2 separate regions of the Mus musculus genome follow, and region 2 is linked to region 1. A link is a loop called in an ENCODE intact Hi-C map of the cell type or tissue named here. Cell type or tissue: heart. All regions are shown on one strand.

Region 1 (2,500 bases):
GCCCTGCAGCTGCTCTCTTCCTGTACTTACCTCCATGGGTATATTTAGAAATAAAACAATTCTAGTTTTGTGATGAAAGGTTTATTGCCCAGAATGTATCAATATAGCTATGTTAGTGAACAGTCAAATGTGTTTAGTTAGCGCTATCAAATGTGAATAGCTTTTCTCTTGGCCATGCTAAGGGTCCCTGTTTGCGATTTCCAGAGGATATTGTAACTAGAGTAGTTTAAATGTGAAGACTGCGCATTTATTAGCAATACAAGTGTGGTGAAAATAATTTAAATTTAATCACAATCCCATTTCTTAGAAGAGACGGGTCGTGGTAATCGCTTGAAACTTGATAGAGTAGAACTGAGTGAGGAAAGCGGTAACTGAAGAAATCCCGAGAGTGAGTTTTGTGTGGGATACTATCTAAAGAAAATCAATATTACATTAAGTGGTAAATCTCTCATGCTCCAACAAAGCACTCAGCTTGTGCATTTAATTAGTAGCAAATTCAATACAACAGCAAATCCCTGGAGACTCGGTTACCACAAAAAGGCTTGAACACCATACCATGCTCAGCCTTTGTAGTGACCCTCTTGCCTGCAGGAATGCATCTTAGCAAGGCTGTACTTCCACTATTCAGACCTTAATCGTGCCCACACCTGTGCACAAATTCAGATGGCTGGCCTTGCAGGAAGGGTGCTACCTTTGATGTTTCACCTGTCCTGGGTGACCAAGTCCAGTGTCAGAACTGCCTTACCATCAGGGTGGCCACTGGTAGAAATGGTACCTTTGTCACTGCCAAGGGATTGTCTTGACTGCTTGTAGGAATGTACAGAGGGCACAAAATGAACCAAAATGAAAATTGATAGCAAGCAAATGGCGTGGGTCTATTGACTAGGGAATATTTAAATATTTTGTTTAGAAAAATGAAAAAGTATTAAACCACCTATTTAAGATAGCTTTCTTTCATACAAGGAGTATAACGCAGTACTTGGACTGTAATATGGAAGAAATGAGGTTTTAATGCAGCCACAAACTCAGCTCTGACTTTGTGGAAAATGGAGATAAAAGTAAAACTCTTAGCAATACATTTTCTTCTCAAGAGGTTTTTCTCTTTCAAGATTGTTACATCAAAAGTTCGGCAGGGGTCCTAAGGTCCTGCAGCGGAGCTTTCGGGTCTTCTCTTCACGGGGAAAGATTTCCACAAAAACAATTTGTTAAAGAAAGAATCCGTTGTATGGTTCAACTCAATAGAAAGAAATATGAAATTCTGGGACAGGTGGGTTCCAGGAATGGCATGGAGCATGCTAGACTGCCTCTTAAGTTTCACGCTACAGCAGCGGCCCCTAGAGGCAGTCAGAAGAAGCCATGTTTTAAAACAAAATAAAACAAAACAAAACAAAACAAAACAAAACAAAACAAAACAAAACAAAACAAACGCTAGCTTGACTTGATTTTTATAGAGATATTAGAGGGAAGAAAACAGAAGTCATTATAGACTGAAGCACCCAGACTGACACTGGATTTATTCAGTTCATTGAAACAGAGTAAGCCTTCAGGACTCTCTGTGCCTGGCTCTATTTCCTGGATCTCTTCATTCCTGCATGGGACACATTATCAACTAAATGCTGGATTGAATTAAAAGTGTAGCTTTCTTATTTCTTAGGTCAATCTGAATATAAATCACTTTTGAATTTTAGGAGCTAATAGGTGCTGAGAAAGCATGTTCTAAGTGACAAGCTTACAAAAATTAGGAAGTTTAATTTTCTAAGCCTAATACCCATTCAGATGGGTATTATAGTGCGAGCAGAAAAGAATGTGGTTGATTTACACAATGTTCTCTCCTGAATACTACAGTGTGCAACAACAACAATCTTAGATGCCTGCTTTTCATCTTAAGTATGCTCTTGAGACTTGCCGTTAACAATCACATAGATTCGTCCCAACTATTCTGCTCTCTTTTCATTCTCTCTGTGGTACTTACCTCAGAGCCATCTCAGGGGCGCCATGAAGGATCCCCCTAGGTAAACGTTTACACTAGTGATCTGCCCAGCAAACCCAGATGTGAACCTTCTCTCTGCTGTTTGCATGCCTATGACCTCATAGACATTCCTAGTCACTATGCTTCCGTTTTCACTACAGAACCTCGATGCCCTGCATGACCACCTCGCCACCATTTACCCAGGGATGCGCGCGCCTTCCTTCAGGTGCACCGATGCGGAGAAAGGCAAAGGGCTCATCCTGCACTACTACTCGGAAAGAGAGGGGCTTCAGGACATCGTGATCGGGATTATCAAGACTGTTGCTCAACAGATACACGGCACTGAGATAGACATGAAGGTAGTGTTCACCCGCTAAGATGTTCCGAATATTGGAACATTTGAAATGATACCTCACTGATTGCTGCTTGTGGGCTACATTAGCGGTATCTGTGAGCCAAAATGGCGAAAACCCCAGAAGTCTTCTCTTTTTGGCCTTGAAATGCATTATACTGGGCGATTTCCCCCTTGCA
Region 2 (2,500 bases), 170 kb before region 1:
CAAGCACCTGAAAGGTGAGGTAAACACCTTGTTTTGTTTGTGACAGGATTTCCAAGATAAATGGAAGCACAAATGGTTGGTAGAGCATGCAAAGAGCTACAGCTGTGTTCCAGGCAGGCTTTGATTACAAAGAAAAGTTCACAGAAGAACCCATTTCGTGACTACTCCTCTGAATAGCAGCGAGAATACATTCAAAGCCTTGTGAGTAATTTGTCCTTTCTTTCCCAGTGTATTCATTTCCTCGAGATACTTGAGGTCTTAATTTCTAAAAATAATTTTTGGAAACACCAAACTAAATGATCTGAAAATTAATTTCAATGTCTTTGTTTTACGTCTTCGATATTGGACAATTATTTATTTGACTATTACTTGAATTATCCTGTGTCCCATGTGCACAGGACACCTCAATGAATAATGTTTGTGTCTCATGCTTTTATACTAGTTCAATGCAGATGCACATAAAGTCAGTATGATGTATGTGTAAATTAAACACTGTGTTACATAAAGGTGCACAAGTTATGAATAGGAGAAAGGCAAGAAAAGTCAGAGGATATGAGAGTAGAATGGGGTGGACAGTTGCTTCTTATATTGGAGAGGAGAGAGGACAGTCATGGTAGACTACTCAGGATGTGGGGGACGAATCTAAGTGCATTGGAAGAAATGAGGGAAGCAAATACCTTGAAGATCACCCCAGTGCAGGAAAGGCTAGCAAGGCCCCACACGTATATTATCGGGTAACAGATGCTATAGCACTGATGGACTGGAGGGAGACACTGATGATATGATTATATTTTGAAAGATATGAGTGTGACTTGACAAAGATGGCCCAGTTAAGATCACTTGCTGTTCCGCAGAGGACCTGGCTTGCTCCCCATTACTGACATAGTGATTCCAAGCAACTGTAAGTCTAATGCTAGAAGATATGATGCCCTCTTCTGGTCTCTGTGGGCACTAAGCACATAGGTGGCACTCATACCTGCATGCAGATGAAAGTTCATCTGCATACAATAAAATAAGTAAATCTTTCAAAAGGTAGCAAGCAAGCAAACAAATCAAAAGGGGGACTTGCAGGGTTTGAAGCAGAGGGATGATGCAATCTGTATGTCATCATAGAGATGGCTGCAGACTGACAGTGACAGTTTCACAGTGGCTGAAGGAGGCAAATACTATAATGTATCCAGGAGCCTTAATTCTCCTTTGAGGCTTGAAGAGGTTCAAGCTAGCTTATTTTAAGAAATAGCCAGGAATTTATCAGAAATCTCAGGGGCAGAATCTTCTGTCCCTTTATGTGAATAAATGTTGCTGCAAGAAAACAAAATGTTTCCCCTTATCTTTTCATAAAGTCCTAGCCACAAAAAGGGGGCGGGGTGGTCTGTCTGCTGATCAGCCACATCTCAGACTGAGGGATCCCAGACATACACATTATTTAGACACACCCTGAGAAATCTATGAGAAATGTATTCTGCCGTGGGTTCCAGCATTCACAGCACCCAGTTATGCTTCTTGCATTATTTAATTTGTCCTTACTGGAATATTAGGTAATCAGAGTTCACATCCTTATGAATTGTTGCCCCCAAACGCCAAACTCGTTTGTAATAAAAAACACATTTCGAGCCATGAAAGAGTCCAGCTGGTTGTACTTGCAAGACATTTTTATCTTCTCAAGAATATTTGAACTTTCTAAGTCTCACATATGAGAGAAGAATGTTTACTGAATTAAAAGTTAATAAAACACGAAGGTGGGCCTATGTGGTAGTCTCTGTCCTCTGCTGTTAGGCTGTGACCAAGGATAAACTGCTCCATAGAGGATTGATCAGATGTAGTGCTGGACAGAAAATGCTTCTGCTTCTTTGATAACAGATGAATAAAGAAATTCAAAACAAAACTCAAGGAAGAAAACAGTCCTCCATAAGCAGTTTAAGATAGAAAGCAAGCCAAGTTCAAGCACATCCAATCCCTGTAGCCATGCCCACATTCCCATAATTCATATGCCTGGTGTACCTGTTTGTAGATGCTGGTACCAACTGATATAAGAACCTCATGGTTTACCATTTATACTCTTTGCTTAACCAATCAATAAATGCATACCAATAAAGAACTAAATATATTCAACATAGAGAATGTTTGGAATCACATTTTGAAAGGTCTTGATCTTTTGCATAATCATGTAAGGTTAGGAAATGATGAGCAATTTATAGCTTTACAACCAATGCAATATCAGATTTTTCTCTCAGTCATTCCTTCTGAGTATTTACCTACATTCTCACTCTCCTCCTCTGCTCACGTTTGAACATTTCAGTGTGAAATAATGGAATTGAGAAGCCATTTTTAATGTTTACTGCCAGTTTGACATGGAACATATTAAAAATGCAAGGAAGTGGTATATCACAGCAAGGTTTTAGAAAGTTGGCTCTAATTTTCTCAGCGCATCATAGGATTATTGCTACTATTGAGTGAAAAAGTGCGTCACGTCTGTTCACACGTGTGTGCAGGTGTACAT

The links. Peaks named below come from ENCODE experiments on the same cell type or tissue, not always from the same donor. Only the 100,000 strongest peaks of a DNase experiment are listed, where the experiment ranks them.
Region 2: a loop joins it to region 1, with 2.0 times the contacts of the local background. A loop is called at or near these places in 3 of 42 quality-filtered maps.

Annotation. Positions count from the first base shown.
Region 1 is chr3:82,046,341-82,048,840 of GRCm38, reverse strand. Gucy1b1 (guanylate cyclase 1, soluble, beta 1) reads left to right here. Exons shown (of 14, transcript NM_017469.4): 5 at 2,131-2,328. Among named protein-coding and RNA genes, the nearest start is that of Gucy1b1, 27 kb to the left of the region's middle. In heart, a CTCF peak has its summit at 1,339; no DNase peak of the experiment used is centred here.
Region 2 is chr3:82,213,881-82,216,380 of GRCm38, reverse strand. Gm29921 (a long non-coding RNA gene) reads left to right here. Exons shown (of 9, transcript XR_867373.2): 2 at 47-201. Among named protein-coding and RNA genes, the nearest start is that of Gm29921, 22 kb to the left of the region's middle. In heart, no CTCF peak of the experiment used is centred here; no DNase peak of the experiment used is centred here.